Linked DNA regions of Homo sapiens: region 1 is linked to region 2. The links are chromatin contacts, found by Hi-C or POLR2A ChIA-PET in ENCODE. All regions are on one chromosome and are shown on one strand. The core of a region is the stretch at or near the end of the contact, and the rest is flanking DNA. Distances in the headings are between cores, read along the strand shown.

The links. Hi-C counts contacts between places; a loop is a spot of excess contacts on that map. ChIA-PET counts read pairs that join two places held with the same protein, here RNA polymerase II (POLR2A). Pooled maps may share reads with other maps.
Region 1: a loop to region 2 is called in a map of natural killer cell, with 1.9 times the contacts of the local background. The contact joins two enhancer-like sites. A Hi-C loop is called at or near these places in 4 of 168 maps with a recorded cell type or tissue (cardiac septum, endothelial cell of hepatic sinusoid, left ventricle myocardium superior and 1 more), 4 of 37 single-sample maps with no recorded cell type and 14 of 50 pooled maps. POLR2A ChIA-PET finds 5 or more read pairs at or near these places in 3 of 52 experiments (OCI-LY7, activated CD8-positive, alpha-beta memory T cell and naive thymus-derived CD4-positive, alpha-beta T cell).

The regions. Positions count from the first base shown.
Region 1 is chr3:15,554,774-15,559,795 of GRCh38, forward strand. No RefSeq gene overlaps it. Among named protein-coding and RNA genes, the nearest start is that of COLQ, 36 kb to the left of the region's middle. Within about 2 kb of position 2,983, at least 9 of the 41 ENCODE cell types and tissues checked have a DNase peak (open chromatin) inside an H3K27ac peak, as active enhancers do.
Region 2 is chr3:15,503,930-15,508,933 of GRCh38, forward strand. The region is part of intron 1 of COLQ (collagen like tail subunit of asymmetric acetylcholinesterase); the gene reads right to left. It also overlaps the pseudogene RN7SL110P. Among named protein-coding and RNA genes, the nearest start is that of MIR4270, 10 kb to the left of the region's middle. Within about 2 kb of position 1,251, at least 2 of the 41 ENCODE cell types and tissues checked have a DNase peak (open chromatin) inside an H3K27ac peak, as active enhancers do.

The DNA of each region.
Region 1 (5,022 bases), core at 1,733-4,232, 53 kb after region 2:
AAATCTCAGTCCACAACAGTGTGAAAGAAATATTTATTTTCAGTAATTCTATCTAATTTTAATTTTGACCTTCATTTTGCCAGGGTGGAAATAAAACTTCAGTCATTTTAGGGCCTCACGATCACCAGCCCCCCATCCCCAGCATTGCTCTAAGAACCGCTGGGCTTACTTAATACCCAGGCATCAGGGTGGACCTCTGATCCTTGGTAGTTCATCCATTCACCCTGCATCCTTGTTTAAAATTGTCTGCTATAGCTTTTGTGATATAAACCCTTCCTGGATTACTTCCTTCCCAAAACAAGATGGTGAGGGAGATGGGAATTTAGCTCACCGTGAACACTGAGTTTGTGACAGGGGTGCACCCCAGGTGCGGCAGGAACATTCAGAGAAAGGAAGGCTTCATGGAAGAGTGGACTGTTGAGCTGGGCCTTGAAGCATATAGCCAACTCCACACGGCAAAAATGGGTGGGTGTGTACAGAGCATCACAGCAGAAACAGCACAAGCAAAGCTGGGGCTGAGGTGAAACCAGGTCTGACTTCTTGAGTCTAACTTGACTGTGCAATGGGGAGGCAATTCCTGCAAATATGGAGGGACGAGGGAAGTGAGCCTTGGGAGTGAACTACATGGCTGTAGATTAGCCACTCCACAGAGCAGGCTCCAGCAACCACTGCATAGAAGGAAAATCATGGATCTTGCCATCTCTGCAGGTATTTCTAGGCCCTGAATCAAAATTTAAAGTGGTTCCTTCAAACTTTGAAACAGGAGATCCAGGAGTTTCTATGTGTTCCTTTCATAGCTCCCTAAATGGAAGAGTGACCATACAACCTGGATGTGCCATGGGTTCACTGGCCAGCTAGCGCCTCTTCTAAAAGAGAGGGCCCTGGAAGGGAGGGAAGATTCAAGATAATCTAGCAAAAGCCAGAGGCAATCCTGCCAGTCAGATCAGAATCCAAGGCATACACTTTTATCTCCATCTCTTCCCAGAGTAAAGTTTATAGGATTGTCAATTTCTTCTTTCCACATTATTCCATTTATTCAGATTAGCAGCAGCAAATGCAACCAGAAAACACCAGATAATTTACACTTCATCTGTATTTTACTCTCTGTAATAGTCAGTAGTCAGTTTTCTTGGGGTTTCTCAGTCATAATTCCCATCTGGAATGTAACTGGTTTCCTACTTTCTTTCTTCTTTTTTTTTTTTTTTTTTTTTTTTGAGGCAGAGTCTCACTCTGTCACCCAGGCTGGAGTGCAATGGCTTGGCTCACTGCAAGCTCCGCCTCCTGGGTTCACGCCATTCTCCTGCCTCAGCCTCCCAAGTAGCTGGGACTACAGGCGCCCGCCACTACGCCCGGCTAATTTTTTGTATTTTTAGTAGAGACGGGGTTCCACCGTGTTAGTCAGGATGGTCTCGATCTCCTGACCTTGTGATCCGCCCGCCTCGGCCTCCCAAAGTGTTGGGATTACAGGCGTGAGCCACCGCGCCCAGCCTGGTTTCCTACTTTCTTAAAACAGTCATATGATGTTCTACTGTAATCACTTTACATTTGCATTATTTCAGAGTCATGGGCTGCTTCTTCATTGGCATGCACTGCTTCCCCACTGCCTAACTGTCTTGAAAATAAAGGAACAAAAACAATTTGGGATTAAATATAATTTTCCATTTCATTTTCTTTTTCCTTCAGTGTCCAAAAGTCCTACCATTTTCTTGCAATGGATTTGAGACTTTTTTTCCCTATGGCACATACACTCACTTCACAAAATAAGCTGAGCTACTTCAAAGTAGCATGTATGAAATAACTGTAGAACATCTCCACTGAGCTATTGTTAACCATCATGAGTTCCCATTTAACACGTAGTTAGTGAACTCTTAAAGAGTACTATGGCTATATAGAGAAGTGAAAATACACAACCCCTGATCTCCAGGAAATGTCTAATTTACTTGAAGTAAGACCCAGTCACTTGAGAAAAGGGAAACCACTATGTCTACTTTCACATTCACCGCTAAGCAGGGATTCCAAGTGGTGTTCTCTTCTCTAAATTCTCACCTTCCTAAAATGCAGTGGCACTTATTGAGTGCCTTTTATATGCCAGGCATTGGGCTAGGAGCTTCTGGGTGGCTTTCTGAATCCCCAAATAACCCCATGAAATATGAAAGATTTCTGGAAAGACTATTAGTAGAGAAAGTAACCTAAGAAACCATTTCACTTTGGGAGGTTGAAGTGGGAGGACAGCTTGAGCCCAGGAGTTTGAGACCAGCCTCGGCAACAGTGTGAGACCCATCTCTACAAAAAACTTTAAAAATTAGCCAGTTGTGGTGGCATGTACCTGTAGTCCTAGCTACTTGGGAGGGTGAGGTGGGAGAAGTATTTGAGCCCGGGAGTTCGAGGCTGCAGTAAGCTATGACTGTGCCACTGTACTCCAGCCTGGGCAACATAAGAATACGCTGTCTCAAAATAATGATAATAATAATAAAACTCATTTCCCATTCATCTCCTCAACCCTGGATTCTGGGTTTTTCTAAATTAAGAAAACTGCCATAATCTTTCGAAGCTCAGTTTTTATGAGGCAATTGGATATTATTAACACATATAATAGGATCACATAAGAAATTCATTATTAAACTAGGGGCTACAAAATATTCTATCAAATATCTATCAACCAATAGATTCATTTTAGAGGGGTATTTTCAATATTTTATCCTTCTAAGGAAAATCTTCTATGAGGAGATTAATTTCAAGATCATTTTTACTAAATAAGCAGTCAATGGACTCTGTCAATTAGTGCCCCTGGACTAATGTGGTCTTTATACACTTAGACTGACCTCTGCTGGACAGTCTAATAACCTGTCAGCATTTTTTTTTTCTCTGAGAGTATGATTAGGAAAGGGGCATTTTCCCCAAATTTTATCTAGTATTTAGTAACAAATTTACACAGTTCAACTTACAAATATTAATCAAGCCCTCTACACCACCTAATGGCAAAATCTTATATTGCATTCGGCTGCCAGAGGTGTGTCCGGAGGCAGAGTGGGAGGAGACTGATGAGGTTACATGAACTATCCAGTCTGAATGCTCCTTTTCATAGTCTCTTCCTCCTGTGCAGGACATAAGAATACCTGAGAAATGAGGCTGCTTCCACGAGCCTGTCAGGGGCCAAGTCACAGTATCTTCTGGGTTCACCCCTAAAACTGAAGTCTACCACTTCATGGTGGTCACTTGTGCCTAAACTAGCCAGTGTAGACAAGTCTGATATGGGTGGTGCAAACAAGCTGAATTTTGATATAAAGTCCTATGCTTCAATTTATGTAAAACTGCAGATAAAAAACACGAATGACCCTGAAAATAAGTGATGCTTTTCCATTTCAAATATTCTTTTAAAATAGTGCCTGCTTCTGATAATAAAAATTACATAATTATTTTTAAAATTCTATAAAGGAAAAAATTAAATAAAAATTGCCTACAATTCCATCTACCAAGTTGTATTACAATTTTAGTTTATTTTGTGCCCATCTCTGTTCTGTAAGCAAGCAGGTATGCATGATTATGGTTATTTCCTTACTTCACTCCATTTCATTTTGTAGCTTGCCCTTTTCACACGTTGTATTGTGATTATTTTTCAATTAATAAATAATACAATTTTTATTTTATGATGATAGACCATCACTTATGTAACCAATGTCCTACTATTAAACATTGGAATTGTTCCTAAATAAAACTACGCTACATGGCCTTTTATATAAATATTTGACCAAATATTTTATTATTTCTTCAGGATATATTCCCAAATAAGCTCAATGGGGCCTGGCACAGTGGCTCATGCCTATATTCCCAGCACTCTGGGAGGCAGAGGCAAGAGGATAGCGTGAGCCCACGAGTTTGGGACCAACCTAGGCAACATAGTGAGACCCTGTCTCTACAAAAATAAAATAAAAGAGTAGCCAGGCATGGTGGTATGCGCTTGTAGTCCTAGCAACTCGGGAGACTGAGATGGAGAGATCACTTGAGTCCAAGGACGTCAAAGATGCAGTGAGCCGTGATCATGTCATTGCACTCTAGCCTGAGCAACAGAGCAAGACCCTGTCTTGAAAAAAAAAAAAAAAAAGCTCACGGGGTCAAAACTTACGCGGTATGAACATTTTTAAGACTCCAAATACCTGCAATGCTAGAATTACTCTACAGAAATGTACCAACTTCAACTTCCATCAGCAGCATAGGAGTCTCCATTTTCACTTCCACTTCACCAAAATTCAGATTAATTTAGAAAGTTCTTTGCCAAGTGGATAGGCCAGGAAAAAAAAAGGGATTTTCAGTATAACTTACATATTCATATTCATGCTTTTACTGAGCATTTATATTTTTTCTGTGAATTGTACATTCACGCCCTTTGCCCATTTTTCTACTGGCACCTTAATATTTTTCTTATATATAAGAGTTCTTTATATTTTTATTTTTTTATTTTTGAAAGGGAGTCACACTAAGTCTGTTGCCCAGGCTCAAGAACAGTGGCGGGATCTCGGCTCATTGCAACCTCTGCCTCCCAGGTTCAAGCGATTCTCGAGCCTCAGCTTCCTGAGTAACTGGGATTACAGGAGTGTGCCACCATGCCCAGCTAACTTTTTTATTTTTAGTAGAGACAGGGTTTCACCATGTTGGCCAGGCTAGTCTTGAACTCCTGATCTCAAGTGATCCACCCGCCTCAGCCTCCCAAAGTGCTGGGATTACAGGTGTGAGCCACTGTCCCTAGTCTGAGTTCTTTATAGATTAAGGTTAACTCTGTTGGTCTAAATGTGGTATGCTTGAACTTAGGTCGCTAGTCCAAATATATCCTGAAATTATTAGTTTGGGTGTGATGTGACTTTGCCTTTGGCTCAGTAAATTCCTTCCAGGAAAAAAAAAAAACAACCTCATAAAATATAGGACCAGCCCCATTAAATACTGGTGACACTTAGGTACTGAGTGGTCAAAAAATAAAATAGGAAGCAGAAAGAGCCTATGTATCTCAACTAACTGAACATGTCTCTA
Region 2 (5,004 bases), core at 1-2,500:
CTTACCAACGCCCAGAATCACGTCTTTCCAATCAAACCCAATGACTGTTCATCTCTGGGTTTCAGTTTCCTGGTTTGTAAACTCCCATGAGTAAACAATCTCTGATTATCCCGACCACAGAGAGGGTTCAATCAGGTGTGCTGGTGGTCTTCAATCAAACATGGATTTACCTCCCCTATTCTATTCTTCAAAGAGGGTGACAAATCTGCAACTCACTTGAAATCCATCAATAAAAAAGATTAATAAACAGATATATGATAGAGTAATTACAGCAAAATGATAGCCAGTGCAGAATCGCTGCGGTTCGTGTATTGGTTTTCTAGGGCTGGGGTAACAAAGTACCACAGACTGAATGGCTTAAACAACAGAGACTTGTTTCTCATAGACCTTGAGGCTGGAAGGCCAAAACCAAGGTGTGGCTGGTTTGTTTTCTCCTGAGGCCTCTCTCTTTGGCTTGGGCATGGCCACCTGCTTGCCATGTCCTCACATGGCCTCTCTTCGGAACACATCCTTCGTGTCTCTTTGTGTGTTCAGATTTCCTCTTCTTATAAGAACACCAGTCAAGTTGGATTAATGCCCACCCTAATGGCCTTATCTTAACTTAATCACTTTTATAAAGACCTCATCTCCAAATATAGTCACATTCTGGCTGGGCATGGTGGCTCATGCCTATAATCCCAGCGCTTTGGGAGGCCGAGGCAGGTAGATCACTTGAGGTGAGGAGTTGGAGACCAGCCTGGCCAACATGGTGAAACCCCTTCTCTACTAAAAAATACAAAAATTAGCCAGGTGTGGTGGTGGGTGCCTGTAATCCCAGCTACTTGGGAGGCTGAGGCAGGAGAGTCGTTTGAACCCGGAAACTGAAGGTTGCGGTGAGCCGAGATTGCACCACTGCACTCCAGCCTGGGCAATAGAGCGAGACTCCGTCTCAAAAAACAAAACCAAAACCAAAACCAAAAGAAATACAGTCACATTCTAAGGTACTGGGTATTACTGGGGCTTCAACATGAATTTGGGGGAGACACAATTCAGCCCCAAACAGTGGACATATTGGTGTTCCCTGAACAATTATCTTTACTTTCTCTGAATGTTTGAAATTATTCCTAATTTTAAAAAGAATACCATTAAAAAATTTTAGATAGTCAACAGAGAACCAGAAGATATGTTCACAAGGATTAGGGTTGGGAGTAGGTCAGCCCAACTCCCTTGTTGGCAAATGTCTAGGGGCCCCTGGAGCTGCACAGAGCTAAGGCACCAGTGCCACCTGGAGGAACCTGAAGCCGCTCATTGAGAGGCCTTGAGCAGGTCATTGAATCACTGCAAACCATATAAGAAGTTATTCTCTTCTGTCTCCCACCCCTAACCCACAGAGATGTCTTGAGGAGGAAAAGTCTATCCTCACTACAAGGATGAAAGAAAATCAGTCATCTCGTGTCGGTCATTATTTTATATAAGTCATATATCAAAAATACCTCCTTTGCACACACAGAGTCAAGGAAACAAATCCATCCCCCTTTCCCTGACAAGAGAATTATTTTGGACCTTATCTAAAGAAAGGCATCTGCTTTTTGAGTTCAAGTTCTAATTTGACCAAATGGCATGTGGTAAGTAGAGAGGAAGGCGGAGACAATGCTATTAGGAGCCAAGGGAACATAAAGAAACCTCTCCATGGCTGGCTGCGCCTTGACTCTGAATTTGATTACAGCAGCCAACATAAATCAGCCGGTGCTATTAAATCTTCTGCCAGTGCTTGACAGGGGAGGACAAGTTTGTAGAATTATTCGGGAGATCTGGCCATAGGTCAGAGACAAAACCTTCCAGCTGCATCGGGCCCAAAGGGTGGGTTATTTCCAACACCTGCTGACAACTGTGACTGCGTGGAAAGACCCTGTGCTTCCAGCCACTACGTTTCCATGCCTTCATTTTTCCATGGTGACAGTTTAGCTCTATAGGCACTTGTAATTCAAAACCACCTGGCTCACTTATTCCTTTCCCTAGATCCATCCCTGCACCCCCCATCCCACCTCCAGGATCTATTGTCCAAGGGTCCACAACAGGTGGGGAGGAGGGAGGCTGGGTTCCTGGGAGTCCCATGGCTGCCCACTGGCACAGACTGGCTTCTCTACCCATTGGTCTCAAAGTCACTAAAACCCTTGGATTCCAGAAATTGGGGAGCCTAGGGTTGATCCCTTTGGACTCAGTTGAGCACTAGCACTTATCAACTGAGCAAGTTGGCAAGATAAACCTTAGGCTTTTTGCAGCACTATAATCCTGTGATTCTACCAATCTGGAAACTCTCTGAGATCTCAATTCTCCTTGCTGCTTTGGATCTAAGGACTTTTAAAGACAAAAAATTCCATCTTGTGCTCCAGATGAAAGGTAGTATTTTGTACAGATGGTGTTTTGTTTAATTGTTTAGAATAGGTATTACATGCATGTGATTCAAAATTCAAAACATACAAACAAGTATACATTAAAATTCTTTCTCCTACCCCTCTCCCTCAGCTACCCAGTTCCAATTATTTATTACCAACCATTACTTAGTTTTCTATGTATACTTCTGGGAATATTTTGTGCATATACAAGCAAATAGGTAGGTATAATATTTTCCCCCTTTTACTCAAAGGGTTACTTGTAATATTCTATTATACATATGATACTCCCTCTTGGTTTCTTCACAGTATTTTTGTTTAAAAGACAGCATTTCATTATGCTGCCCAGGCTGGAGTGCAGGCATAATCCCACTAATGATCAGCACAGGAGTTTTGACCTGCTCTGTTTCTAACCTGAGCGGGTTCACCCCTCCCTGAGCAATGGGGCACCCCGCTCCTGGAAGGACACTGTGGTGATGCCAAACTTGGTGTGGATATCCCATCATCATAGTGCACTATAGCCCAGAACTTCTAGATTCAAGCGATCCTCCTGCCTCAGTCTCCTGAGTAGCTGGGACTACAGGCACACACCAGTGCACCAGGCTTTTCACAGTATTTCTAAGAAATTATTCTGTAACTACATAAAATGCATGCACATTGTTTTCTTTTCTATTTTTCTCTTAGAGATGAGGTCTTGCTACGTTGCCTAGGCTGGTCTCATATTCCTGGCCTCAAGTGATCCTCCCACCTCACCCTCCCAAAGTGCTAGGATTACAGCTGTGAGCCACCGTGCCACCCCACTTTCTTTTCTATGGCTGCATAATATCCCTTTCTTTGGAAGAACCATAATTTGTTCATTCTGCCCCCATTGATGTGCATTTGGATGATTTGCAAACATCTGCTGATGCAAACAATGCAACTAAATAACCTTCCACATGCATCTCTGTGTATGTTGGTAAGACTATCCATTACATAAATTCCTAGAAATAAAAATACTGGGTCAAAAAGTATGGGCACTTGTAATTTTTACACATATTGCCTAATTCATCTCCAGAAAGGCCCCAGCAATTCACGTCTCCTCCTAGGAGCAGTGGATGAGAGTGCCTGTTTCCATACACCTTCGCCAACAGTCTGATGTTTGACCTCTTGAATTTTGCCTACTTGATAGGTGAAAAGTGGGTCTCACTCTGTTGCCCAGGCTGGAGTACAGTGGTGCAATCACAGTTCACTGCAGCCTTGACCTCCCAAGCTCAAACAATCCTCCCACCTCAGCCTCCCAAGAAGCTGGGACTACAGGTGTGTGCAACCACGCCCAACTAATTTTTTGTATTTTTTAGCAAGATGGGGTTTTGCCATGTTGGCCAGCTGGTCTCAAACACTTGGGCTCAAGTGATCTGCTAGCCTCAGCCTCCCAAAGTGCTGGGATTACAGGCGTGAGCCACTGCACCTAGCCTTCAGCATGGTTTTAATTTTCATTTCTCATATAGTAAATGAGACTGAGAATATTTTCAAACATTTTGAAGCCATTTATACTTTTTCCATTTTTTTCATTGGGTTGTCAATTTTTCTCTTACATTATTTTTCCTATATATAGGAAAGAAACACTTTATTATATGGCTTGCAAATATTTTCCCTAGTTTGTTTTGGCCTTTTGAGTTGGTTTTTGCCACACATTATTTTTTTATGAGAGGCATTGGTGGTTCAGTGGTAGAATTCTCGCCTCCCACATTATTTTTTTATGTAGCAGAATTTAATGTATAATTATTTTCTTTTATGGTTTCTGGGTTTTTCCAAACACCCAAGTTACCCAAAAAATCTCACAAGGTTTTTTCTAATCATTTTATAGTTTCATATTTTATATTTAAATCTTCATTCATTTGTAACTTATTCTGGTGTTTTCCTGTGGCCTAAAGCAGAACACAAAAACAGTCTTTAAACTACCTTAGGTAGCCTGCCAACGCCAGCTGTCACAACTCTCAACAACACATATTGAGCACTATGTGCTAAGCATCGGCCTACAACCGGAATGTTGCCTTCATTTGAAACATTACTTATCTGAGATAAGTAAACTGAAGCTCAAATAAGTGCCCAGGTAAGTGGTAGAGTCTGACTTGAACATAGATGGGTTGTCTCCCTGTCTTGATTGCTTTGCTCTCACACAAACTCCAACCATTTGTATAACAAGTAGCCAAGCATATTGTAGGCGGTACAATAAATACTGGTCATTTGATTGAGGGGAAGTATCTCAAATGCTATGTATATTAAGTAATGGCCATAATGAATCTAGAGACGGAAAGCCAGGTTTGATAAGTGAATAATTCATCAAATTATTCATCAAATAATTCCACAAAGCCCCCATCAATTCACATCCCCTCCTAGGAGCAGTGGATGAGAGTGTCTGTTTCCACACACCTTCACCAACAGTCTGATGTTACACCTTTTGAATTTTGCCCATCCGATAGATGAAAAATGGGCAAATTTTCAGTCTCATTCATTATATAAGAATTAAATTATATATTATAAATTGTATATAATTTTAATTATATGAAAATTAAAACCACACTGCAGGCCAGGTGTAGTGGTTCACGTCTGTAATCCCAACAATTTGGGAGGCTGAGGCAGGCAGATCGCT